Regions from separate parts of the Homo sapiens genome. Here region 1 is linked to region 2. A link is an interaction called in ENCODE POLR2A ChIA-PET data of the cell type or tissue named here. Cell type or tissue: MCF 10A. All regions are shown on one strand. Links, peaks and the distances in the headings refer to the core of each region. The heading gives the core; the rest is flanking DNA. Region 1 overlaps BBIP1 (BBSome interacting protein 1). Region 2 overlaps RBM20 (RNA binding motif protein 20).

The links. ChIA-PET counts read pairs that join two places held together with the same protein. Peaks named below come from ENCODE experiments on the same cell type or tissue, not always from the same donor. Only the 100,000 strongest peaks of a DNase experiment are listed, where the experiment ranks them.
Region 1: POLR2A ChIA-PET joins it to region 2 with 8 read pairs; 13 of 35 experiments call an interaction of 5 or more read pairs at or near these places.

What each region holds. Positions count from the first base shown.
Region 1 is chr10:110,901,097-110,914,366 of GRCh38, reverse strand. It overlaps BBIP1 (BBSome interacting protein 1), which reads left to right. Exons shown (of 4, transcript NM_001195305.3): 3 at 12,755-12,829. Among named protein-coding and RNA genes, the nearest start is that of MIR4680, 9.6 kb to the right of the region's middle. RefSeq lists an enhancer at 10,612-10,691. In MCF 10A, for the core only: no CTCF peak of the experiment used is centred there; a DNase peak (open chromatin) is centred at 11,906.
Region 2 is chr10:110,765,840-110,781,951 of GRCh38, reverse strand. RBM20 (RNA binding motif protein 20) reads right to left here. Exons shown (of 14, transcript NM_001134363.3): 2 at 68-1,151. Among named protein-coding and RNA genes, the nearest start is that of PDCD4-AS1, 97 kb to the left of the region's middle. RefSeq lists enhancers at 7,190-7,379, 6,270-7,469. In MCF 10A, for the core only: no CTCF peak of the experiment used is centred there; a DNase peak (open chromatin) is centred at 7,601.

The sequences.
Region 1 (13,270 bases), core at 10,532-13,031, 130 kb before region 2:
TGTTATTCTACCATTCTCACCACCCCCTCTCAGAACCCCCACACTAGGCAGGTTGAATTTACTTTAAGGGACCCAACTTAATAAATATTCATAGAAGAAAAATACTCTTTACATAAAGTATCCTTTACAGTCCATGGCCATGATTGCTCCTGACTACTCCTTCAGTTCCCAGAGATTGTATTTTTGCATCTCAATGCCCATTAATGATAAAATTAGACAGCTTGGCATATGTTTTACTGTAGTTGCAAAGTCAGATGCCTACAATGGATGGGCAAGTAAGGTAAGAGGAAACAATAGGTGGTAGGAAGGACTGGAGAATTCCAGAGCATGTGCTTACCTAAGTGAAGCATCACTTCCCAGCCCTAGCCAAATTTTGCCATGTTGAAATGTGGGCTTGACGTTGCCAGATTTGTCAAGTGGAGCTAAAATTTGGATTTTTTGTGAAATTTCCTGATTTTTAAACATTGGCTCAAATACTTTTTAAAAACCTATAAACCAACAAAATATTTAAGTGGATAGCTTCAAGGGTTACCAGTTTATGACATGTATGTTTCTTAACATGAAAACATAAGTGGTGCTTTTGTTGAGAATCTCAAAATGCTTCAGAAATGTTTTCTTTTTGCCATATGTCAACTGCATTTACTTCTCTAGGTTAGGCAACAAGTCACCTGTCATCTCCATCAAAAATTCAAGGTAGATTAAAATTTAGACAACAAGCTTCTGTTGCCTTGATTACAATTTTAAAGGTTTTAACCTTTGCTGCCCTTTTAAAAGTTTGTTCACATTTTCTCAGCTTTGAGTTCTATTATGAAATAGGTTTGCTTTATTATCATACTTTTTAAAACATTTAAGAACACAATTTGGCAGCACGTGCTGCTTCAAAAGTAAGTAAGTGAAACAGGTTTTTAAAGAAAAGCACCTTTAAATAGATCATGCTGTCTTATAGGTACCATGATATTTATGAAGATTCAAAGATTTTTAGAGACAGAAGATACCTTATGGTAATCTAGAACAAGTCCTTTATTATAGCAATATGAAAATTAGTCCTGGAATAATAAATGTCATACTGTATTTCTAAGGACTTTTACATCCACTTATCACTTGACCCTTACAACCCAGGACAGATAATAAACATGTTTTGTATGAGAAAACCAAACCTCTGGTTGGCTAAGAAATGTATTCAAGGTCACACAGCTAGTTAGCGGCATGGCCAGAGTACAACCATGTACCCCATTTAAAGTATAAATGTGAAATAGAGTACAACTAGTTAGCACCAGAGAGCAACCCTGTACTTCATTTAAAACATAAAGGTGAAATAGATTGATTAGAAAGAAATGACAGACTCTAGTATAAGCTTCTGTTTTATTTAGGTCACACATTGGATTTTACTGTCATAGTTTATTTAAAACACACGGAATCCTAGGATATGCTCAAGGATTCTATTTCTAACTTTAAAACTGGGGTCTGTACAATTAGCATAAGCTGATAAGTTTAGATACATTAATAGAGGGAAAAAGGAATTACATTGAAGATGTAGTGACAGGTTAGGAGTAGTAGGCACATATTATGGAAGATAAACACATAGACCCATGGAACGGCTCCTTGGGGCTCCCAGCAAAGATCAAATACTAGATTAAGGAGACTTAGTGTGGGGAGGACAGTTTTAAAAACATCCGAATCCCATCCTGAACATTTTTAGAAACCAAGACTTGACTTTGGCATCCACAATATGTTTTCATTTTGATGTTTCTGATCCATATGTATACGTTATGAGTAATCAGGAATGCAGTTTGAATTTTAGTAATTTAGTCTCCTTCTCTGTCTGTCCACTGTGTGACCACAGCTTACATTTTCCAGATGGCTAGATGAAAATAGGTGCAGTCTAAAGCTAATTGCCCTCTTCAGCTGTTTAACCCAAGATCAGTATCTTCTCATGAGTTGTGATATAAGCTGTCATATAATTTGTGATATGATGAAAATAATTTAAAAATGCAAAATTTGTAAGCTTTTAAAGTGTTGTATATTTCTAATTAAGCTTAGGATTTGAAAGTTTCAGTGACATAGTGTTTAAATAATATTTAATGCTATAAACAAAATCTAGAGTCAAAAAGCAGTTTTTCTTCCTAAGAGATTTATTTCAGAATGGCATCAAACATGACAACTGGAATGCTAAATCCTCAAATTAAGAAGACCAAAAAAAAAAAAAAAGAAAAGAAAAGAAAAGCTACATGTTGGTTAGAGCCATATATTGGTCCGACTGTGACACAGTTCCCAAACTATAGAGGAAGAAATGTGCTTTAGTCAATATGCTGCGCTTATTTTTTCGTCTACCTCATTCCTGAGATTTACTGTTTGCCTCATATTTTATTTTCACCCTCCTTTGTAAGGGTTATTAGTGTCTTCAAAATTTCCCATTTCAGTAGAAATTGAAGATTGTATGTTACTTCAGCCTTTGTTGGCTTCTGCACACCATAGTCTACGATTATCTCTCCACCATCTTCTTAAATGTTGATATTCCTTCAGTGAAGCACCGTACTAAACCTGCTTGGGATCTCCCTATCCTACAGATGTAGCATAGAGAAAACTGAAAAGAGACCTTGCCTTTGAGTAAGGCAGACCCGAGTTCAAATCCTGTTTCTTATCGACTATATGATGTTGGACAAGATAACTCTTCTTAAACCTTGTTTTAGTCTGTTAAATTTCATCATATATATATGTGTACCCAATATATAATTTTACCCATGTGCCCGTTCACCTCCCGCTGCAACTGGGAGATGCAGTGGGAGGTGGATGGGCACATGGGTAATTCAATTCCAAAATCACCAGTTATGGTGATAAAAGTTTTTTCAAAATTACTGCAGAAAATTCCTTAAAATATCTACTTAGTTGAAATACATGCATGACTTCGTACTAAACACTGTGTTGCTATTGTTATTCTTAAGCAAACTAAAATTTAAGAGCCACTAGGCTAACTAAAGGAAAGAAGCTAAGGTAAATGTCCTGACATTTAAACAAGTCTGCCTTTAATATAACTCTTAAGAGTATGGGTATTGAGAGAAGAGGTGGAGAATTCTAAAATATTTTTGCTTGCCCATAGGTTTTTCATCATGCATTTTTAGTAATAAGCCTCTATAACTAATACATGTTAATAAGCTTATTTTTTCTGAAAATCTAATTTTATGCCAACATTATAATGGTACACTATGGTAAGAATTGCTGACATTCATTGAGCTCTCATGCAGGGTTTGGTCTAATGGCTTTATATGAATTATATCTTTAATGCACCAGCCATCTCAAGTTGATGCCATTGTAAGCTTTATCTTGCAGTTGAAACGAAGGCTCAGAAAATCAAGTAATTTAAGTGACTAATCTGACTTCAGCTGCTTCTTTCAACCACCACACTAGACCCTTGTCTCTTTTTACCATCACCCCACCACTTACCATTTTGCCATATCTTTCTTGAGTGATTATATCCACCTCCGTAGCTTGTACTACTGTACAGTTGACTCTGGGCCTTCAGTCCTTTTTACCTTCCTCTTGGACTTCCACACTCTGTGAATCTAAACCGAACTCATGGTCTTTACTATTCCTTCTCAACCTTCTCATCTGTGTTTCCGGTATGAATTAATATGGGTATATCCACAATCATGTTAGCTCACTTCAGTCGTCTGTGATCATTTCCTTATCACCCACTGGCAGTGGGGGGTGGGAAGGTGGAGGATGTTTGAATCTCAACTTCTTGTACCCTTAATTACCTCATATCTTCTCCTCTTAGTGTCTGTTATCACTGCTTTAATTCATACTTTCATCATCTTACCTAAACAATTATAGCTTCCTTACTAATCTCCTTTCCTCTAGTGTCTCTTCTCATTTTTCCTTTATTTTGTCTAGAATGTGTTTCCAAAACATGAATCATGTCATGTAACTGCTTAGAACCATCCAGTTAGCTCCCTCCTGACTATAGGATATGAAGTCCAAATTCAGCGTTGCAGACTGAGTGTGAACTGGCCTCCAGCTGGTCAGTCCCACCACAATACCTGGTGCACACTGTATGCACACTGTACACACACTGCACTCTAGCCATGTCCTCCGACAGAACACTTTTTTTTAATGCTTCTTCATTTGAACGTATTTTTCGCTTTGTCTAGAACATCTGCCCCTTGCTATACATCTCCTTCTCTGCCTAGTAAACCCCCATTCAGCTTTCTGGGACTAGCTCCAATGTCATGTTTAATAATTCTTCTTCAGAGACCACCCGTTGTCCCCTATCCTTAGCCAAGTTTTTCATGGTTTTCATTTCTTAAGGCACAGTAGGCATGCTTTTATTAAAGTACATTGTATTCAATTATAATTATTTACATGTGTCTCATTCCCTACCTCACCTCCACCAAAGAAAGAAACTGGTTTTTACCTACTCTGTCTCTCTCACTTAGCTACGGCTGGTACATTATAGACATTTAGTATGTTTGTTGAAAGAAAAAATCTGTTCGTATAGGTACTTTATCATTCCAAATTATTTTTATGTTACATTTGTTAGTTTTCTACTCTGAAAGAGTAATGCTTTTGTTGTCACCTAAAACAACATCATTCTCATGTTTATCACTCTAGTCTTTACTGTCCAGTGCTTATTTCCAAATAGAATACAAGGTACAGCATTAATTTGGCCTATTAACTCACAATTTCTGTCCACTGTAAAGATTTATACTTTCTTGAACAGAGAACTAGGAGCTAGGCTCTTTTCCCAAATATGTAATAGGTGTGCAGGGAAGATCTTAGCGAAGGATTCTGTCTTTTTCTAAGACTTTCACTTGTAGGTCTCCTGCAAGTCCACAACATTTAAGTTCAAAAGATGACATAAGAGCCAACCTTTTCTGGCCGGGCACGGTGGCTCATGCCTGTAATCCCAGCACTTTGGGAGGCCAAGGCGGGTGGATCACGAGGTCAGGAGATCGAGACCATCCTGGCCAACATGATGAAACCCCATCTCTACTAAAAATACAAAAAATTAGCTGGGTGTGGTGGCACATGCCTGTAATCCCAACTCAGGAGGCTGAGGCTGGGGAATCGCTTGAACCCAGGAGGTGGGGGTTGCAGTGAGCCGAGATCGCGCCACTGCACTCCAGCCTGGTGCCAGAGCAAGACTCCGTCTCAAAAAAAAAAAAGGCCAACTTTTTCATAACAAAATTATATAAATCTTAGTCTTTACAGTTTGAAGTTGTTTCTGTGAAGATGCTTGCCTGATTAATGGAAAATCTGTTGAGGGTATCATTGTTTTGCTGGCCTGAGTTAATCACCACCCCATCACAGCTTTTACTTAAATCTTGTCTTTCCCTAGCTTTATGATTTCACAGTGTAGCTAGGTGCTCAGTTGAAGCACCCATTTTTCACCTGCACCTAAACTATTTGAAATAGCCCTGTAATTGTCCTCCTGAATACATTTTAGATCTGTTCAGGTCATTCTCATTCTTAAAATATTTCAGTGGTTCTCCTTATTTCCTTCAAAATCAATTTGATTGCAGTTTGGTTAGGGTTTGTTTCCAGACAGATTGCTCGTAACTCTTTTTTTTTTTTTTTAAGCATTCCTTGCCTCCCCCATAATGCACCATGTGCTTTGTGTTGCCTATCTTCATGCCTCTGCACAAACTGTTGTTACCTGCACCTAAAGTTCCTCCCCCATCATCTGTACCTGACACAATTGCTCCCTATTCTGTGTTCCCATGGCATTTTTACAAATACTTCTAAGTATAGAACTTATATTGCATTATGCTTCTTCGCTTATGTGCCTGTTTCTTCTCCCTCCACCCCCATCCTTCAGGATCCTCAAGCCTAGAGACTATGCCTTAGTAAGTTTGATGCTGAATTAAAATTTCAATATAAGATGACTTGCTATTTGAATACTTCAGTTTTGTTCTTAACCCTTTCTTAGTAATGGATGTTCATGTAATAGAAAGTAGAAATAAGGCCCATAAGTAATCATTAGTTAACATTTTGGCACAAAATATTGTACTTGCGTCACTAGAAACCCCCACATCAGGATATCCTTGTGATAGGAGAAAAAGATGTCATTTTTGCCAAGTCTACAAGTCTTTTGCAAGATTTTATCTTTTCATATTTAAATAATTCCTTTATAAAAATACAGCTTTGTCCAGGATGGTCTAAACTTTTCACTTAACAGAGAAAAAAGTCATTCTTCACTTAATTTTAATAAGTGTTACATTCAGAAGAAATACAGCTTTTACTAATTTCAAAATTAGTTATTTGTAAATACTGGTATTTTCCTTAAATATGCTTAAGATATAGCATCTTACTACATATGCCATATTGAAAGTGACATTGCCCTAGGAATACAAAGTGTGTTCTAGGCAATACTGGTCCCATGATTGCACTTTTAAAGAATTCCAGAATCACATAACTTTAGGAAACAATATATACTCAACTCCCCTGTTTGAAATGTATCACATACTTTAGCATATTAAAGTTTCTAAACAGTCCTGCTATTAAAAAGAAAATTTAACTTTTTTCCTTCCCAGGGCTTCTCAAATTTAATAACTATGGAATCTTATCAGAAAGTCCATTAACATCTCAAAGAACAACGTGGTTATTGTATCAATCACCATCCTTTATACCAGGATTTGCATATCCTTCAAGATGCCTGAAGACAATCGGAGGGGTATACAAGCAAGCGAGGTTAAGAACAATCACTTTTCAGATCCTAAACTTTTATATGTAGTGTCTGCTGATAATGCATTCCCTGAGAAAATGGACCTGTGGATAAACCATCATGCTTCATCTCATTTCCTGTCTCCTCTTTCACCATTTTTCTTTCTTTTCTTTTCTTTTTTTTTTTTTTTCTTGAGACAAGCTCTTACTCTGTCACCTAAGCTAGAATGCAGTGGCGTGATCATATCTCACTGCAACCTAAAACTCAGGCTCAAGCAGTACCCTCACCTCAGCCTCCCGAGTAGCTGAGACTAACAGGCACACTCCATCATGCCCGAATAATTTTTGTTAATTTTTTGTAGAGATGAGGTCTTGCTTTGTTGTCTAGGCTGGTCTTGAACTGGGCTCAAGCGATCCTCCCACTTTGGCCTTCCAAAGTGCTGGGATTCCAGATGCGAGCCACCGCACCAGTCCCCCAATTATTTTTCTAAGGATGTATGAAGGAAAGGCATCTCTCTAGCCTGGTAGAATCTTACTATGACAAAAATGCTCCAGAAAATAAACATCTCTTAGGAGCTACACACAGAGACAAGGAAACACTGGTAACTCAAGAAAGACTAAGGGCTTCGCTAATTATTAAGTAAGTAGTGCTTCTGCAAGTCAAGAGACTGTTCTCAGCTTTCAACAATACTGAAGGAATACCTAATTGAGTAGTCTGCTGGTCATTTAAAATTATTTCTTGATGATAGGTCACTACGTGATTGTTAGCATATAACGTAAGTTCAAAGATTGAAAAAAATTTTCCCATTTTCATCTCAGTGTTTACATCTACAAAAATGAAGAATAGGGCTGGGCACAGTGGCTCACGCCTGTAATCCCAGCACTTTGGGAGGCCAACGGGGGCGGATCACTTGAGGTCAGAAGTTCGAGACCAGCCTGGCCAACATGGTGAAACCCTGTCTCTACTGAAAATACAAAAATTAGCCGGGCATGGTGGCATGCGCCTGTAATCCCAGCTACTCGGGAGTCTCAGGCAGGAGAATTGCTTGAATCCAGGTGGCGGAGGTTGCAGTGAGCCGAGATCGTGCCACTGCACCCCAGCCTGGGCAACAGAGCAAGACTCCATCTCAAAAAAAAGGAAGAAGAATAGAATTGTAGCAATAAGTAAATTTCAGCCATGTATATACGTGAACTAATTGAGAAAATAAAGCTGTCTTCTTATTAACAGATATATGGCCAATAACTTTTATGTTCAACAATTGCTTTATCAATGTGTAATTCATTTTGACCAATTTTGTGCCAGTTGTAATAACTGAATCCAAAATATTTTAAAGTTTAAATTTATAAACATTTTTGTAGCAAAGAAGTATGATAGGATGATCATTAAAATACCAGGCATGAGGCCAGGCACGGTGGCTCACCTCTGTAATCCCAGCACTTTGGGAGGCCGAGGTGGGCGGATCACGAGGTCAGGAGATCAAGACCATCCTGGCTAACACAGTGAAACCCCATCCCTACTAGAAATACACAAAACAAATTAGCCGGGCTTGGTGGCGGGCGCCTGTAGTCCCAGCTACTCGGGAGGCTGAGGCAGGAGAATGGCATGAACCCGGGAGGCGGAGCTTGCAGTGAGCCAAGATCGCGCCACTGCTCTCCAGCCTGGGCGACAGAGCAAGACTCCGTCTCAAAAAAAAAAAAAAAGGCATGAAAATACGTTACACTAGAATAAAGTGGGTTGGAAATAGAGGTCCAGGAAGAAAAAAAGATGATATAAAACTTCTAACTTAAAAATGATCTTCTTTTTATTAATGGATGATGGTAGCTATCAAATTGCTGTTATGTTTAGATTATATTGGATATGTTTTTAAAAGACTGAGGTAACAGTTATTTTTAAATATGCTGGAAATTATATCCTTTATAATTTAAATTTATGATAAGAAATTTAAACATCAGTGTATGAAGTGATACCTAGTTTTCCAAAATCTCTTTGGGAGTATGCAAGTAGAAAATTTGAGGACCACTAATAATACATTCTCCAAGTTCAGAAGGACACTTCAGTGATCTAGTCTGGTCTCACACCCATTATTTAATTTGGTTATCCAACTAAATCACACCAGGGATTTTTTTTTTTGGAGGGGTGGGGGGAGGACGGAGTCTCGGTCTGTCGCCCAGGCTGGAGTGCAGTGGCACGATCTCGGCTCACTGCAAGCTCCGCCTCCCAGGTTCACGCCATTCTCCTGCCTCAGCCTCCGGAGTAGCTGGGACTACAGGCGCCCACCACTACGCCCTGCTAATTTTTTGTATTTTTAATACAGACGGGGTTTCACCATGTTAGCCAGGATGATCTCGATCTCCTGACTTTGTGATCCGTCCGCCTGGCCTCCCAAAGTGCTGGGATTACAGGTGTGAGCCACCGCGCCCAGCCCCCACACCAGGGATTTTTAACTTGCCAAATGTATGTGATTGATTTGAAGGCAATAATCCATCCTAGACCTGCGTTTTAACTCTCACTCCTAAAACAGAGTAAAATATTTCATGACAAAGATTTGGTTTTCCTTCAAGTTTTTCAGCATTAATTTTAGACATCCAGCTCAAATAGCTACAACAGGTTTGCGTACCTTGTCATGATTTTGGAATGCACTGTTCATCAAAACTATTATCTCTGGGAGAAATTACAAACTTTAGAATCTGTGTAAGAAAAGGAAACAGCAGATTCTTCTCCATTTACCTAAACCAAGGCCTTCAAAAAATGATGAATTGACACTGTATTCTGTGAGCATTATAAGTTTGGTTCTATTAATGTAAGAATAATTTCATTTTCTGTAATTTAATGTTTTCTCTTAAGGTATGCCTTGACAATCTGCATCATTTTTTAATTTGGCATAGTATTCCGTTCTATGGATGTTCCATGATTTATTTAACCTTTGATCTGCTGGTGAACATTTAGTCAGCTTCATCTATTGCTGAACATTTTGCTATTCAACACAATGCTTTAATGAACACTCTTATTTTTACACATTTGTGTTCTTTAGAACCAATTACTATGAGTCAAAATTGTGCATATTTAGTTTTAGTAGATACAGTACTGCAAAATATTCCTCTAAAAAAGCTTAACAACAGTGCTAATTTCCCTATACCGTCCCTACCTGTGGATACTATCAGACTTTTAACTTTTTTGCAGTTTAAAAAGACATTACACATGCACTCATACACACAAAAGCAGTCTTTGCTTAAATGTCACCTTCTTAATGAGGTCATCATGATTTTCTTCTTAAAACTGAAATACCACCCCCCTCAGCATTCCTTAATCCCCTTTACGTTATTTTCTATAGTTCTTACCACCTTCTGGCATGCTGTTGTTTCTCTCCTTATTCTAGACTGTAGGCTCCAAAAAGGCAAAAGTTTGGGTTTTTGTCCTGTTAATTATGAACAATGCTTGGCAGATGATAAAAAAACTCACATATTTATTGAATTAAATGGCCATGGCAATTGTAGAATACACATGAATTTCAGCCATAGCTGTTATGTTTCTCCCTTGGCCCATCTGTCCCTGGTTTAAATACATCTCACCTGACAAGAAAGTTCTCTTAAAAGTAGCCACAACTGCTTACAGTGCATTACTCTAAGCAAATCACCCATGTCTGGCTATTAGCAGGCCGTGTGGGAGAAGGAAATACTGTCTGTATACCAACGTGATCAGCAGTAGGCTGCATATACAACAGTGGTTCTATAAGATTATAATGAAGCTGAAAAATTCCTATTGCTTAATGATGTCATACCCCGTTGTAATGCTCATGATATTGTGGCAGAACACTTTACTTTGTCTATGTTAAGATACACAAATACCATTGTGTTACAGTTGTCTACTGTATTCAGTACAGTAACATGTACAAGTTTATAGCCTAGGCCCAGTACACTCTACCATATAGCCTAGGTTTATATTAGGCTATACCATCTAGGTTTGTGTAAGAGGCTATACCATCTAGGTTTGTGTTAGTACACTCTTAGGATGTTTGCACCATGACAGAACCACCTAATGATGCATTTCTCAGAACATATCCCATCATTAAGAAACACATGACTGTACTCCTTCCTACTCTGGACTCCCAGGGCAGCTGATTATCAACAAAGTGTAGCCCAGCCAGTGCTGGCCATCCAACCTTGCTTATTTTAGCCCTTCCCTTCCTGTTTCTTTCTTGCCAATGCCTAAGGGGGCCTAGAAACAAGAACCAACCCTATTAAAACAGACATTCTATCCAGGCAAGTGACTGGCACTAATCTCCCCCACACTAGGTGCAGCCCACTCCCTACCATCCCTTTGGCTCCACACCCTTTACAGTAACAATGGCAGCTTAGTCAAACAGAGAACTGAGGTTTGGTAGAGCACCAAGTTTCATTGTTTTTGTCAGGCCAGATTTTGGATGTGAAAGAGTTATCAGACTAAGAGAAAACAAAGGATAGTGACAGTTCAGAGTAGCTGGAGTTGCTTACACTATATAACAGCTAAGAGTTGTTTATCTACCACTTTAGCATTTTGGTGATACATATAAAAATCCTTAGCTCCTATGTATTTCCTTCACATTTATCAACATCTATAATGTCCTCCCTTTCAGTGGCGTATCATGTCAGGTTTGCTTCAAATAAAGAAATGTGATCATAATGAATATTTTCACTGTGATGTATTTAATGGAGAGGCTAGGTGGTGGTTTTGATAGTTCAATTCAAGGCTAATCAGGGGGTCTGCAATGCTAGTAACCTTCATCCTAACCTGGAAAAAAAAAAAAAGGCAGTGATCACTAGGTACCACTGGCAGGCCTAAAAAGAAAAGAATATGGTAGGAGAAGCTGTGCAGTCTAAGGAAATTGTGTATTGTATTTATTTCACATTCCATTTAGTGATGAGTTGCTTTATTCCTGGTCCATTACTTATTTCATCATCTCTCCCTGCTAGAGCAGTATAGGGGTGAAGTTTGATGACAAAGTTCTGGAAAGCAGATAGAGGTTTTCAGGAACTTAGACGTTCCAGAGTAAGAATCTGAGCAAGAGAGAGGAAGAGACTTGAATACAGAGTAGGAAGCTTTTATTAGGAATGTCAAAGTAGTGGAGCGGGAATAACAAAAACCAGAAGAAGCTTCACTTGATTATAATTAATTTGCAGTGGTTGGTAAAGGCAGGCACCAAGCCAGATTCACCACTTTATAAATAATAAATCTGTGGGGGTGATGTTGTGAAAGATGCATGGTAAGGTTGCATCAGCAAGGTGAATCACTGAGTGGGTGGGACCGTCTAGAAAAGCATCTGTGTTTGGAAAGGGATCATTCTACAGCTTAGTCCAGAACACCTTGAACACACAGCATAGCAGAATCTTGACTGTAATACTTGGAGCAAATGTCACTGGCAAAAATGGCATATATGCTGGGATGTTCATAACAAATAGTTAAATATTGTTGGTCCTTTCGCATATAGAATCTCGGTATTAGAGGAAAATAGTAAACTGAAACTCTATTTCTGTTCTGCAAGAGCCAATTTCACCTATTGTATTACTTCGTTACCAATTGCAGCTGTGTAGTCAGTCATCCATAGGATTCTTTTTGTTAGACACAAAGTAGAAACCAGCTGTTGGCCGTTGAGACAAGTAGGAATCTTAGGAAATGTTAGCCTGCCAGTTCCTACTTTTCCTAACTACCTGCCTCACCACCCCCATCAAATGGTGGTCATGTTTTTTGTCACCCACCATTCAGGGGAGATGCTATCAACGAACCACGCTGGCTACACACAAATACCTTTTCCTCAGATGATATTAATCATCTTTGCCTTAAAAACTGAAGCTCTACCAAGTTTTCACTATGAGAGAAAAAAAATTACAACACCTAGCCTTGTAGTTAACACCACAACTGACTAATGGAAGTTGACAAGATCTAAATGCTTATACAAACTATCCCAAGGTCACAGGAAATTAATGGCAATATTATACAAGGTTAGGGTAGTTCACTTTCTATAGGAATTTGGATTTTACTTCTTAAACTACAATGGAAATGTCTCAGGCAGTCTGCTTTGGGAATGTATTCTTGAATAATACTGATTTCTCATTGAAGGAAAAAACACTATATCCAACAACTCAGATATGGCAGAAGTGAAGTCAATGTTCCGGGAAGTTCTTCCAAAGCAAGGTATGTACATCACAAATATTGAGGTCATTGATTATTACAGGACTAAAGAAGTCATAGGCAGTGTCACATAGCAGGCTTAATAGCTAAACATCTGCAGCTATTGTGTTCCGTATTATCTCATTTACTGTCTTTTACTATATGCTTTTTCATGACATCCAGTAAAAGGATAACAAATGAAACATTGTTTCTTATACCTAAAATTGCCTATTAATTAGCTAATTCCTAAAATTCCTAATTACAATATGAATTTTTTTTAAGAGACAGGTTGTCACTCTGCCACCCAGGCTTGGGTACAGCTGGCACAACCGTAGCTCACCGCAGCCTTGAACTACTGGGCTCCTGCCCTAGCCTACTGATTTGCTAGTACTACAGGCATGTGCTACCATGCCTGGCTAATTTGTTCTTATTTTTGTAGAGAAGGGATCTCAATGTGTTGCCTAG
Region 2 (16,112 bases), core at 6,424-8,923:
TTGGGTCATGGGGAAAGGCCTGCCCAGGCTTCTAGCTGTGGCTCCCAGCCTGTCTTGGACAACTCACCTTCAAATCAAACACCTTCTTGTCACAGATGCTACAGATATGCGGCAAGTGGAGGGGGGCCACACCGTGAAAGTCGTTCAGCTCATGAGCCTGCAGGGGCCGCACAGATAGCAACGCCTGGTCCTCCTTGGCCCTCCGCCCAGCACCGATAAAACCCTGTTTGCTGTTGTTAAGCCGACCCCCGAAGGAAGGAGGTGTCCTGTCTGAGGTTGGTTCCTCGGGGTCGTACAGCTCATAGGGCTGGTTGTGGGGTGGAGGCCACATGGGACCTGCTGTGAGATCAGGCTTGCTTTGGCCCGAGAATCCATGGGGGCTCTCCCATTGGCTGTTTGTGCCCTGCAGCAGTGGCCCGACCTCACTTTTCAGGCCCCCAGCCTGCTCAGCTGGAAATCCGCTGGCCACATGTGAACCTTGGGAGTTGGGTCCGTAAAAATCTTTGGAAAAGGCAGCTTGACCATCCTGCCCTGTGTGGCTGTAGTGCCCTTCATAGGTCACACTGCCCGAGGTTGAGGCCGAGGATGGCAGGAAGCCAGGCTGACCATCTGTTTCAGGGCCATATGTCTGGCCAGAGCTGGCTTTGCCATACTCATAGAATCCTGCTGTAGCTGGAGCAGGCCCAGTCTTGCCAATGCCCAAGATGACTGCTGGCTGGCCAGGGGTCTGAGGCATTACCCCAGTGAAAGGATGCATCACCATGGCACTGGGTGGCTGGTTGGGAAGGTTCATGGAGGGTCCGGGGCCTCGTGTCTGGCTGGGGGGTGAAAAGGCAATTGCATTAGAGGGAAACCGGGTACTGGGTATGGCTGCAGCATGTTGGGGAACCCCAGCATGGCCGTGGGGGCCAGTGATCACAGACGGATGCCTCAGTTGATTGAAGAGAGGCTGGGACATGGCCACTTTGGAGAGGACTTGGTTCAGGACTGTGGCGGCTGCAGTGTTGTTGGTGACAGCTGTCTGTGCCAGCTTCAGCCGGTGGAGGGTGAGCTGGGCCTGCAGTTGAGCCAGCTGGAGACTGGCAGGTGAAGGAAGCAGAGGGTTCGGGTTACTGACCGAGAATGGGTTCTTGTCCAGGAGCTTGGCGGCACTGTGGGAAGACAGAGGTCTAGATGCACAGCTGGTTTTCAATGAGGGGGGCAAGGGGCTGTTCTTTGTTATCTGTGGTCCCCCCTCCCACATAAACAAGACCTTCCCACACTGGTCCCACATACAAGTGAATCTGCAAAAACCTGTGCTCACACATACACATTAAAAAAAAAAAAAAAAACTCCAATGGAAAAATTATATGACAGAACGTTCAATCTCACTAGTAAGTAGAAACATAAACTAAAACCATTCAAAACAAATATTTGCCTAGCAAAATAGCAATTTTTTAAAATGGCACTCCGTGTTGGAGAGAGAGTAGAATAGGCACAATGTCAATGATAATCAACGCATACAGCTTTGTTAAAAGATAGTCTAACAAAATGCATTTATTATAGCCATATTCTTTGACCCTGGAATTCAATTATATAAATCAAAACTGAGAAAATGAGCTCAAATGCAGACAAAATTTGATACCCAAAGATGCTTAATACTATACTATTTAAGAGTCCAAAGTTGAAAATTACAAATATCCAACAATAGCGAGATGGGATTTGAACTGAGGAAATTATGATACACCAACATAATAAAATATTAAGTAACCATTACTATTGGTGTTCAAATTTCTACTTTATTATGTAACATTTAGGACATTCAAAAAAGAGTACACAGCACCAAGCTTAAGACAGAGAGCATTCCAATACGATAAATCTCCCTTGGTTACGTGCTCCCCCCACCTCACCCTTCCCCGTGATTGCCAATGGTAAACATTATCTTGAATTTGCCAAAGTCTCTGTTACAAAAAAACAAAAACAAAACCACTTTAATGACATGAGAAAATCTATATGCTCTAATGTTAAGTGAAAAAGGCAGGCTTAACAATTGCCTACAGAGTGAATCGTGTTTACATTTGTGCCAAACACATTTTCATCCTTGTCCTCATTTCACATCCAAAAGTAACATGAATTGTCTTCCTGTCTGAATATAGGCACAAACAAATTCAGCGTCTCCTATACTCTCACAACACGAACCACTTCTGACACTAGATGTGTGGGAGGTTTTCTCCACACACCAAGCAAGCAACCAGTTCTGCAGTGGACACCAGCTGGGTGTCTGCCAATTCAGTTCTGACACTACCTGGGGAAAGCGTCAGATCCCACAGGTTGATGGCTCAGCCCCACAAGACTGTCCCCCCACTTTGGATGTCAATCACAAGCCCCAGGTTGTTTTACTCATGCTTCTGACCAACTGGCTGTAAATCAGAATTAGACTAATTTGCTAGAGAGGCTCCCAGAACTGAGGGAGATGCTTAGTTTTACTGGTTTATTAGAAAGGATATATGACAAAGGATGCCAATGAACACCAGATGGAAGAGGTGCATGGGGCAAAGTGTTTGGGAAGGGGTACAGAGCTCCCACATCCTCTCGGGCACCCCCCTCTCCAGGAACCTCCACATGTCCCAGTCCTTTCTGGGTTTTTACGGAGGTTTCATTGCACAGGCATGTTTGATTAAATCATTGGCCATTGGTGATCAACTCTACTTTCAGCCCCATTCTCCTTCCCTGAGGTTAGGGGTGAGGCTGAAAGTCCCAACCCTTCCATCCTGCTGTGGTCTTTCCAGTAACCAGACCCCATCCTAAAGATACCTAAGGGGCTGCCAGACATTTGTCAGCTTATTAGCATACAAAAAGATATTTATCCGATTCCAAAGACTTTTGGAGTTTTATGCTAGGAAACCTGAGGAAGACCAAATCTCACAATATCACAGTTCCCTTCAACTGAGCTCTCAAACCTAACTAGTATAAGGAATAACCAAAAAATTACAAGTAAAAAAATCTGAATTTGAGGTAGGGGACAATAGCAGACTCTCACCGAATCTTACTGCAGAAAGGGTGTCCGTCTGACATGTGTCTTTCATGTGACCTATATTGGTTGGTTATAGTGGTTTCTGGACCAAAAATCAGTGTGCATGGTCTGGAAACTGGAAAGACTTTCCCAGAACATCTGGGATATGTGGTTACCACAGGCAGGGAGGGAATCTTTGGTTAAGACCACATTTTCCAGGTTTTAAATTCCCCTCTGAAAAGTGGGTGTCATCAGGAAATATGTTCAGGATGTTGATGAACTGGAATTCTGGGACATTTGAATGGGAAGAAGGGGACTGGAAAACTGGAAATTGGAGTTGCCATAAACAATGCATGCTGTACAATAAGCATGCTTAGGCAGTACAGGGTAGACACTGCACAACTGGGACACCTTAGTCTCCACTGTCACAGGTTCTGTACAGTAAAAATCCAATGATAATGGAACAAAAACGAGAGAGGCTGGGAGCTAGCTCAGCTGAGGAGGAAAAGGGAGACATAGCAAGTGACATGGGTTGCCACACTGTCTTGTTGGAAGGGAGTTCCCAGAACATCAGGCACACCCACATTTAAATGTAAGTACAAAGCACATTTGAGAGCCAGATAAAATGCCTTTGTTATTCTTTCCCATTTGCATGAAAAATCAAAAATTGCCTATAAGTTGTTAAAAAGACACCACCTTCCCCAGCCAGCAGCCCTGCTATGCTCCAAGGGCAGAACAGGCTGGCTGCATTTTAAAATATGGGGGAAGAGGGCACTGAAAGTTAAAGGTAGTTACAGCCCTGTTCTCCTTTGGGGAGCCGGGCTGGTTGCAAACAAGCCTTGGGGGTCCCTGGGTGACCCAGCACAAATTCAACAGCAGCAGAATGGGGAGCGACCAATGTCTATGTAGGCAAGAATACGGAAGGAAGAGGAGAATGGATGGTCAAGAGTCTGATGATAGATTTTGACTTGTGTAGTATTAAGTAGCTGAGCTTTAGAAAAGCAATTAAGCTTAACTCAAAACCGTGGCCACACAGGGCCAACTCTTCCTCCCAGGTTTGTCCATCATACAGCCTGTTCTTGCTAACAAGGCGATAATGAGGTGCCAAGTTGGTTTCCATGACCAGAGTAAGACAAGGTTGGTTTTGTTTTTCCCAGAGAAGTCAGCTCTATTTTCTAAAATTGCATTCTGGGCAGGAGGGAGCTCTTAGTAGAGATTCCCCTTTGCCACTGAAAGGACACGTGAGGAAGGGCTTTCCAACTAGGAAAGCCAGCCATGCTGGGTATTTGCAGGTCAGCCATGGGAAACCTGTCCTTTTCAGAGTATGGCCCAGGTTACAGACGTTAACCCATTCAGATTCCTCAAAAAATAAGAAAACTAACCAGGTTTTCTTCTTAATTTTTGCTTTGACTAGGAAATTTTCATCATTCCCAACTTTAGTCAACCTTGAGTAGAAGTGATTTCACATGAATCATCAGAGCTGAGCACCTGCTTTCATCCAAACACCCTAGACAAAGAAGAAAAAACACATCATACTATTTTTAAAGCCCTAAAATTCTTAGCCTGCAATAGTTAATAACCTGAAATTGAGGTGCATATAGTAGTGATCATATTTCTGAACCAAAAATTGGGGTGCATGATCTGACACCCCTGGAAGCTGGAACTGATGTCTCCTGCTGTCTTCCCACTCCTTAGTTTGTCACTTTTATATCACTCAGCACATCCTGTGCCTTGGGTTAAAAATAATTGCGTGCGTGCCTTTCTACTCCACCAGACATAAGTTCCACAAGAGAAAGGAGTGTGTCTTGGAGAATCTTGTATTTCCTCAGCACACTGCCTCCCACTTTATGGGCACAAAGTAATTGCCGTGAACAAAATGAAGAAGGAAGATAAGGGGTATGGCTCATCAGAATCTGGTGGCTTTGAGGCAATATGGACACCTCTTTTATGAGTACCCAATTCTGTGGAGAAAAACCCACAAACAGCTCAAAAAGGACAATCTAAATACACCCAAGAAGCAAATAAAACTAAACCTACAAGCAGGTACAAAGTCACCTTCCTAGGTCACTATCTACAATTTCCCACTCCAATGCAGGAGCTTCAGTACACTCTTTCTCTGTCTAAGTTCAGGTTTTTAAATTGAGTGGATAATCCCTGCAGTAGGCTGAATAATAAAAATGTTCACATTCTAACCCACAGAGGCTGTGAATATGTTATCTTACATGGTAAAGGGGACTTTGCAGACATGATTGAATTAAAGATCTTGATTATCTGAATTTCTGAATTTAATTTGGTATGCCCAATGTAATCACAAGAGTCCTTCTAAGACGGAAGCAGGAGGATCAGAGTCAGCGAGAAGATATAAGGATGGAAACAGAAGTCAGAGAGGAGAGAAGATGCTTTGCTGCTGGCTTTGAAGATGGAGGAAGGGGCCATGAGCCAAAGAAATGCAGGAAGCCTCTTAGAAACTAGAAAAGACCAGGAAACAGATTGTCCCTTAGAGCCTCCAGAAGGAACTAACACCTTGACCGTAGTCCAGTGAGGCTGGTTTTGGACTTATGGCCTCCAGAACTGTAAGATAATACATGTATGTTATTATAAGCCATTAAATTTGTGGCAATTTGTTACAGCAGCAATAGAAAACCAACACAATTCCCAAGACAATTAGATGCAAAAGTGGCTTCCACTAGAGAGGCGGTGGTAGGTGTAGGGGCTGACTGGACCTTGCTGGTATGAATTGATCCCCCCAGAGTACAGACCATCTGACCAAACATCCAAAGACCCTCTGGGAATGTAGTCAGGGGCCAATTCTGCACAAATAGGGGCCCAAGCAACGTGTCTCAGACCTGGCCAGTCCAAGAACCACATCCCTCTGGCAACAGTGATTGGCTCATGGGGGAACACTCTCGGATACTTTGTTAGAGCTATCAGGCATGATTCTCTGTCATGCCATGGTTGCTAAATTGTTGTTAAGCCATCACTTAATGACAGCCTGCTTGAGAATAAAGCCAACTCAGAAGATGCTGGCCTGAAGACAGAGGTACAGGCAGCTCCTTGATGACTTCCTAGGAATGCCTTGAGCCAGCTTCTCCTGAATCCACCCTGTACTTTGCTGGACATGAAGCAATGCATTTCCTTTATTTGCTTAAAGAAAGCCAACCTACGTAAACCACGGGCATTTAACCATCTTTTAAAGACGGTTCCTGTCTGTGGCCCACATTGACTTGAAGGTTCCTGGTCACCCTCCAGTTTCCTCTGCAGGAGTGGACTGACTGTGAGGACCCAGTAGTTGGAGCTACAGGGTCACTATCATCATCATAGGGAGAAAAGAGGATTAGAAGATAAGGAGTGGGCAACTGCTGAGAGAGGAGGCAGCAGGCATGGGGATGGGATTTGAGGGATCCAAGAGAGTCTTAACATCTGGTTGGTGAACCAGGACTTAAAGGGCTGTGGAATAACAAGGACACAGCTGAAGTGCAGTAGAGTGAATGTGCGTAGATGTATCAGCAGGCTCTCTCCTGGTAATGTCCAGCCATCCAGAAGCAGGAGCCAAGAACCACAGCCCAGAGCATGGTAGTGCCTAAACTCATGCACCGGCCACATCTGCAATAAGCACAATATCTTCCAAGATAACCAGTTCAGGAATTTAAATTCACTTCCAGTGCAACTGGCTGAGTGGTGAATGCGCCATTTCTTCTTTTGTGCTAAAATATAGAAAGTAATCGAGGTGAGAGGGCTGATGACCAGGCAAGAAAATATTTTCTAGGTATGACCACACTATAAAGGTGTGGCCAAATAAATGCAACGCTGAAGGTCAGATCTTTAGAGCAGAGTTGAGAATTTATGATCTTTCCATGTCTTTATGACACATTCTGCTAGTGTCAACACAGGAGAGACTTAAAGCAAAGAGAGGATTAATGTCAACTTAACTAACAAGAACTACATTATAGTTTTCCTTCCTTCTGAACCATTTTTCTTTAAAACATTCCTTATTTATGGTATTTTGGTGGGAATTTCTTTTTAATATTTATCTTTCCTAGATCAAAAATTCTCAACTCTGCTATAATGCTTTCAGAAGCTAGGTCAGAATATGAACTAGAGAGGGACATTCCTGAATGTCAGGTTACAAAGGTGACAATGACAACACAACAGTCATATTGGGGCTAAAGTTCAAACTCTAGCTAGTGATCACACTTTAAGAGTGAGCTGAGGCCTTACAGACAATTTAGTTTAACTCACTCATTCTACAGACAAAAACAAAACAAAACAAACAAAAAGAAAACAACAAAAAACAAACAAACAAAAAACCGCAAAAGCCAATGAAGTTGGCGTCCTCTGTGAAACCGCCTAAGTCACACACCGAGACAGAGAAGAGCTGGGACTGGAATGCAGGCTGCCTCTGTCCTCAGGGCTGATGGAGGTAGCTGTGGTCGGATACACGCCTATCAACATATACCAGATGAATTCTCTCTTTGCAAGGAGAAGATGAGGCCACACACCTTTTGGATAGTGCTCTTTCTTGATAACAATAGGGCTGCTGGGTCTTCACTAGCTTGGCCTCTGTGACTAATTTCGAGACTACTGGGTCAATGCTGCTATTCTGTGTTTGGGCCTTAGCCATGACATTACCATATGATGATTCATATCACCATGACACCTCTTGGAATGATTCATAACAGCAATATAATCCTATCATCTCTCTTTTGTTTTGTGTTTTTCAGTTGGTGTGTTAATGAGTGTTCTCACTTCATTAGCTGTCTCATCTCCAGAACAGCCATATGGACAGCTAAGTCAAATATGACCATTTCCAGTCTATAGTAAGAAGACTGAGACCAAGAAAGATCAGATGAACCGTGTGAGGTCATCCAGTGAATAAGGGACTTGACTGGGACTTGAAGGAGGGTTTTTAAACTGTAAGGCCAATATTCTATCCTCTGTTTACACGTTCATTAAAGGGAGCTCCAAAAACCACATTTCTGGGCCTACTTCCTTTGGGCCAGTTAAACATGAGTTTGGGTTAGTTAAACATGAGTTTAACTAACATGTTTGGTATCAGATCCCCGGGCTTTCAGTCCACTGTGCTCCGTACGTCGCTTATCAGGCAGAGCACAGTCTCAGAACCAGGGGACTATGCAGTCACAATGGGGCAGCTGGTGGGTTTAGAACTGACACGAGAGGCCTGCCTTTCATGCTGGACTTATTAGAACGGCTCAAAACCTGCCAAAGAGAACTGATCCTGCAGCAAATGCAGAGAAAATGATACACATTCTGCTAGTGTCATCACAGGAAAGACTTAAAGCAGAGGATTAATGTCAACTTAACTAACGAGTCCCATAGTATAGTTTTCTTTCCATCCTTCTGAACCATTTTTATTTCTTTGAAAATATTCTTTATTTTTATAAAATGAGGGTATGGTATTATAGGTGAGAATTTATTTTTAATATCCATATTTGGTTTTTTTTGAAAATTTTAAAATACAGAAATATGAAGAGGAAAACAAACACTTATGAATTCAGTGCCCATTATCCAAAATGAATAAATGCTACTGTAATGGTCATTTTGCTTCAAAATTTTTTAATAAAAGAATATTTGACAGATAAAGCTGAAGCCCCCTTTGAGACTCTGCTAAGTTCAATCCCACCTTCATCTCCCCAGTGACATCCACATGTGGTGTGTCTATCTGTCTGTGTATCTGCCTGTATCTATATATAGAAAAAAAGCAGGAAAATAAGGGATTTTTCCACATGTGTGCATTTATAAAATAGTGCCTAGGACTGATATCAACAAAATTTCTCCTTAAGAACAAATGCATAACCTACCAAGTTTCCTCTAACACACTGAAGACTGAGAATAGCGCAATGGAGTGCAAAATCAGGAAGCTAGAAATCAGAAGACCTGGGCCTGGCCCAACAGCCCTTATTCACTCCCTGTGGGATCCTAGGTCAGTTAGTTTCCCTGGATCTCAGGGAGTTCTTTTTTTTGTAAAATGAGAAAGCTGGATGAAAGGATCTCTAAGGTCCCTTCACCTTTGAAATCTGATAACTCTAAGGTTTAATTTCCTCATCTGTCAAATGGAGATCGTAATGTCTGTTCCACTCACTGTAAAGATCAAACGTGATGTGCAGGTGCTCTGGAAAATATGATAATTATATTAACTATCATTATCATTGCTCACAAATTCAGCTATTTCTGCACCTGGCCACTCCTGGGAGTGCTTTTAAAGAAACCATTGTTATATATACAGTCATGTGCTGCTTAACAATAGAGACATGTCTTGAGAAATGTGTTGTTAGGCAATTTTGTCATGCGAACATCATAGAGTGTACATACACACCTAGGCTATATGATATACCCTATTGCTCCTAGGCTACAAACTTGCACAGCATGTTCCTGTACTGAATGCTGGAGGCAACTGGAACACAATGGTGAGTATTTGTGCATATCTAAATATGTTTAAACCTAGACAAGTACAGTAAAAATGCAGTATTATAATCTTATGGGACCACCATTGTATATGCCATCTGTTATTGACCAGAACATCATTATGCGACCCGCGACTGTATATGGCTTCGTTCAGAGGCATGTGTTGCAGGCCAGACAGCATGAAATAATTTCATTCTCTCTAACCTTGTTCTGTTAGGCAGTCAGTTCAGCACGGAGGCTCTCTTACCTATATCCCTGAAGATTTAGTAAATGAAATACCAAAAATACTTTATTATAAAATTCTCTCATCTACAAAGACATTTCCCAGATGGACCCACAGCTTTCAGAGTGAAATGTGGCTCAAATCCATTTAGGACAGGAGTTGGTTTGTCGGAGATGCAATTATTAAGAAAATCCACAATGGGCAAAAATTAATTGGTTTTGTGCAGTCTCAAATTGAGGAAGCTGGTTTGACTTCTGGGGTTAGGGGAAATCTTTCCATTTTCTCGGTAACATAAGATCTGGTGACCTCTCAACTGAGAAACTTTTCTTGGGAACATCTGAGTCTTTTGTAATGGAAAAATGAGCTTTTCGAAATGTATATTTTAAAACTGCTATGCAAAGCATTTGGTTTCTCTAAGAAACCAAATTGCTAATGTTTATACACACAAAGAAATACATAGGGATTTATAGATCAATCCTGGCCCAGTGATAGAAAATGTACACACAAGCATTGATGCCTTGGCATATACTGGCCCCTCTCCCTACACAACCTCCTCCCTACTCCCCTTCACCTAGATATCTACCATACTTTGAAATGTAGCTCACAGGACACCTCCTCCAGGCAGCCTTCTCTGGTTTCTGCTCCCATCCAGTGTGCACTGATGTCCCTTTCATGATCTTCAGAATGCCCTTCTGCTCCATCAGCCTCAACTGTACTCTCTTCTAACTCCACCACCTGCTCTCATAATTGTCTACTGAAGCACTTGTCTGACTTTCCCACTGTCCCATGATCATTCGAAGATAGGAACTATATGTGTCCCACACCACATCACAATACCTAGCACATGGTAGGTGTGTGGAACCAATAAACACTTCTATTCAATGGGCTAGGCATGGTGGCTTAACGCCTGTAATCCCAGCACTTTCGGAGGGTGAGGCAGGCGGATCACTTAAGGTCAGGAGTTCTAGACCAGCCTGACCAACATGGCGAAACCTGGTCTCTACTAAAAAAAATACAAAAATTAGCCAGGCATAGTGGTGCGCGCCTGTAGTCCCACCTACTCGGGAGGCTGAGGCAGGAGAATCGCTGAGATCACACCACTGCACTCCAGCCTGGGCAACAGAGCCAGACTCTGTCTCAAAAAAACCCACAAAAAAAACCAAAAAAAAATTTATCCATGGACATGCCTGCTCCATGTATATGTGTATGTAGATAATAGCTGTGTGTTCTCCCTTCGTTTTCTTGGCTTAATGTTCCCTGTGTATTGCTACAATGCTTTGAAAGATGAAGCTCTACAGAGAATGTGGATTAGATTCAGTCTTTGAACACGGACAAAATTATGTAAATATCACTAACCACATCAAGTATAAAATTGTAAAGTATTCAACAAACAGACTTCTTGTCACGTTTTTCCTTTTAACCAAATCGGAAGAAAATGCAATTTCAGTGTGTGCCTCTGAGGCGCTGTTAAGTGCCTAATCTACACGATGTTGGGATGAAACCTATGTTCCAGGACTGGTCCCCATGTTCTGTGAATTTTCTTTTCAGCAGTTTACATCACCGATATTTTTTTCTATTAAATGTACAAAGACAGTTATAAAATTCAAGCCAATTTGAAATGAAAGAATTTTGGATTAATTTTAAAGAATTAAAATTCTGTTGGTCTTTTTCTAGAGTTGCCTGACAATTAACCTAGACATTTTAACTGACGTGATTTCAGCCAAATACTAGAAGTCCACATAAAACTGGAGAGGCAATGTGGGCCAGTGGGGGAGGAAGACTGTGTCGGTTTTAAGTAGACCAAAAGCTCTGTCACCAATAACTCTACATCTTATTGACTTCATGTCACCCTATCGACCTTAGTTTTCTCATCTGTGAAATGGGAGGGTCAGATGAGACAACATTTAAGGTTTCTTTATGCCTTATGATTTTAGGATGGTGGGTGTTTTCTTAAGGCAGTTATTCATGACACAGAAAAGTTAGGATGATCTGGCCATGGTGCAGAGACAGATCTGAGGACTGGGGTACCTCAGTTTCTGACAAGGTGAAATAACAGCAGTAATTCAAATTTTGGTGGGCACCCGGAGAGGAGAACTTCCTAAAACACAGATGCTGGGCCCACCCCTCACCACCACCTACACCCTCATCTCTGTGTCTGACTCGGAAGATCTGGGGGTGGAGCGTGAACATGTACATTTCTAACAAGTCCAGGTGAGGCTGATGCTGCACCTTGAGAACCGCTGTACTAGAGTATTTTGAAAATACTTTCCAACCCTAAGAATGTATAGTGAGGTGGCTGGGGGTAGTGGCCTCACACCTGTAATCCTAACACTTTGGGAGGCCACAGCAGAAGGATCACTTGAGGCCAGGAATTCGAGAACAGCCTGGGCAACATAGAGAGATTCTGTCTCTAAAAAAATTTTTTAGATTGGCCAGGCATGGTGGCGCACAACTGTAATCTCAGCTACTTGGGAGGCTCAGGTGGGACGATCACTTGAGCCCTGGGTTTTGAGGTTACAGTGAGCTATGATACCAACACTGCACTCCAGCCTGGGTGAGTGAGCAAGACCCTGTCTGAAAAAAAAAAAATCTATAGTGAGTTATCAGGAATTGAGTAACCCCTGTATTTTAATGAGCTACTTCTACTAGCTGCAAGTACACCAAGAATGGGCTTCCTCTTCCATGGGGGTTTCAGACAATGTAAAAATAATTTCAAGGGACACATGTAATTAATTATAAAACTACCTTCCCTTAAGAGACATAATCAAGATTTTCAGAACATTTGGGCTGCTGTAATAAAAACACTCAAGGTTCAGGGAACCTTAGGTAACATAGATGGTTGAGTGACTGGCTTGGCATCATATTACCAGGTTTGTTGGAAAGGGAGAAAGCATACCTCCATCTACACTGAGTTCACTAGTACAGAGAACAGAGGGTGAGCTTCCAGAAAGCTGAAAGTTCTTTAGTCAACACCCACCCCCATCATTATAAAAAGCCCATTCCAAAACTCACCCTAGAAGGCTTAGGCTAAAACAAACAAATAAACAACAACAAAAAAAAGGTTGTTGATAAAGTCATCTGTATCACTAGATCTCAAACTTGGTGGCACTTAGGAATTACTTGGGAAGTTTTAAAAAGAACTGGGGCTTGAGTCCCACCTCCAGAGATTGACTCAACCCAGGCACTGGAATTTGTAATATTAATAGCTCCCCAGGAGAACAATTGTGCAGCAAAGTCTAAGAATTACCAATCTATAAAAGAATAGAATCAATCTGTTCTTTATTACTTTGGGTCCCACAAGCCATTTTTGTCACTCCAAACAGCATGACCATTTGTCTTAAATGACCCTGAAGAATAAACACTGAAATTTCTACAAGTCCACAAAGGGTCACAAGTCCACAAAGGGTCAAACACAATACAGCTAAAAATATTTCTTAGCTCTATTGGCACCTTTTCATGCAAATCGATAAATATTTTTTGCAACAAGATTTCCCCCAGAGAACACATACAGTTTCTGCTGCAGAATGCCAGGTGAGGTTTGCTAGGGGAGGAGTTTTGCCTTCTAATTATAAGCACCTTGAGGACATCATCCACATCCTAGAATCTTTCAAACTCCCAAGTGCCTATGTGGCTCAACACTGGGCAAATTAGAGGCACTGAACAAATACTGGTTCAACTGACTTGAAATTATGACTGTCTTAAGCATGTGGGAATGTAGATCTTACCAGAATACCCTGTTTCCTTGTGAAGGACATGGTATATGTTTCCGTGTGTGTTTTGGGAATGTGCACAGTTTAATTCCTTTACACTCCTTAGATTAAATGAGAACATTAAGATTGGGGCTTTATAAATAAGCCATATAACTATTTATTGAGAAAAATATCCCTTTCCCAAAATGGGTGGAAGTTTCTGGTGCCTTAAGACACATATCTTTCTGACTACAGCCAACACAACACAGATGTCGCCCAAGGCAGAGAATATTATATGTGCATTACTTTTGGCTTTTGCCTCTATCTTACAAAGCTGTGGCCATAAGAAAGTTCTCCCTCTCCCTCTCCCTCTCCCTTTCCCTCCCTCTCCCTCTCCCCTCTTTCCACGGTCTACCTCTGATGCCGAGCTGAAGCTGGACTGTACTGCTGCCATCTCGGCTCACTGCAACCTCCCTGCCTGATTCTCCTGCCTCAGCCTGCCGAGTGCCTGCGATTGCAGGCGCGCGCCGCCACGCCTGACTGGTTTTCGTATTTTTTTGGTGGAGACGGGGTTTCGCTGTGTTGGCCGGGCTGGTCTCCAGCTCCTAACCGCGAGTGATCCGCCAGCCTCGGCCTACCGAGGTGCAGGGATTGCAGACGGAGTCTGGTTCACTCAGTGCTCAATGGTGCCCAGGCTGGAGCGCAGTGGCGTGATCTCGGCTGGCTACAACCTCCACCCATCGTCTGGGACGTGAGGAGCCCCTCTGCCTGGCTGCCCAGTCTGGAAAGTGAGGAGCGTCTCTGCCCCGCCGCCATCCCATCTAGGAAGTGAGGAGCGCCTCTTCTCGGCTGCCATCCCATCTAGGAAGTGAGGAGCGTCTCTGCCCGGCCGCCCATCGTCTGAGATGTGGGGAGCGCCTTTGCCCCGCCACCCCGTCTGGGATGTGAGGAGCGCCTCTACCCGGCCGTGACCCCGTCTGGGAGGTGAGGAGCGTCTCTGCCCGTCCGCCCCGTCTGAGAAGCGAGGAGACCCTCCGTCTGGCAACCGCCCCGTCTGAGAAGTGAGGAGCCCCTCCGCCCGGCAGCCGCCCCGTCTGAGAAGTGAGGAGCCCCTCCGCCCCGCAGCCGCCCCGTCTGAGAAGTGAGGAGCCCCTCCGCCCGGCAGCCACCCCGTCTGGGAAGTGAGGAGCGTCTCTGCCCGGCAGCCACCCCGTCCGGGAGGGAGGTGGGGGTCAGCCCCCGCCAGGCCAGCCGCCCTGTCCGGGAGGGAGGTGGGGGGGTCAGCCCCCCACCCGGCTAGCCGCCCCGTCCGGGAGGTGAGGGGCACCTCTGCCCGGCCGCCCCTACTGGGAAGTGAGGAGCCCCTCTGCCCGGCCAGCCACCCCGTCCGGGAGGGAGGTGGGGGGGTCAGCCCCCCCGCCCGGCCAGCCGCCCCGTCTGGGAGGGAGGTGGGGGGGGTCAGCCCCCCGCCCGGCCAGCCACCCCATCCGGGAGGGAGGTGGGGGGGGTCAGCCGCCCCGTCCGGGAGGGAGGTGGGGGGGTCACCCCCCGCCCGGCCAGCCGCCCCGTCCGGGAGGTGAGGGGCGCCTCTGCCCGGCCGCCCCTACTGGGAAGTGAGGAGCCCCTCTGCCCGGCCAGCCGCCCCGTCCGGGAGGGAGGTGGGGGGGTCACCCCCCGCCCGGCCAGCCGCCCCGTCCGGGAGGTGAGGGGCGCCTCTGCCCGGCCGCCCCTACTGGGAAGTGAGGAGCCCCTCTGCCCGGCCACCACCCCGTCTGGGAGGTGTACCCAACAGCTCATTGAGAACGGGCCATGATGACAATGGCGGTTTTGTGGAATAGAAAGAGGGGAAAGGCGGGGAAAAGATTGAGAAATCGGATGGTTGCCGTGTCTGTGTAGAAAGAGGTAGACATGGGAGACTTTTCATTTTGTTCTGTACTAAGAAAAATTCTTCTGCCTTGTGATCCTGTTGATCTGTGACCTTACCCCCAACCCTGTGCCCTCTGAAACATGTGCTGTGTCCACTCAGGGTTAAATGGATTAAGGGCAGTGCAAGATGTGCTTTGTTAAACAGATGCTTGAAGGCAGCATGCTCGTTAAGAGTCATCACCACTCCCTAATCTCAAGTACCCAGGGACACAAACACTGCGGAAGGCCGCAGGGTCCTCTGCCTAGGAAAACCAGAGACCTTTGTTCACTTGTTTATCTGCTGACCTTCCCTCCACTATTGTCCTATGACCCTGCCAAATACCCCTCTGCGAGAAACACCCAAGAATGATCAATTAAAACAAAAAACAAAAAACAAAAAAAAAAACAAAGTTACTGCAGAGTAGAGCTAAAAGACAACCTCACAACGGTTAGATACACAGGCCCATCTTCATCACATTTGCATGTGCCATTCTAGATATTTTCTTAGAATACCACAAACTAAACCTGTGGTTACGATCCAAGCAGATTGAAAACTGCCTTGGCTGAGGCCAGAAAGAATGGTTAAAGCTTGAAGACTGATTTTTTTTACTTGAAACTGCTCTCCAGCACTTTCCCCAGCTACCCCATCCATTGCTAATTAGAGGCAGCCAAGGCTTGACATGTACACAGTTCTCTGTGGTAAAATTGATTATTATATTACTATGGAAAATAAGGAAGTCATTTCATTCGAAATATCAAATTCCACAAAAATCATACATGGCAGCTGTTAGCATATGCATGTGGGGGAAGGGCAAGTGTGTGAACATATTAACCCTCTCCCCTTCAGTTTTCTGACATCTCAGAATTGCAAGAAAGAAAA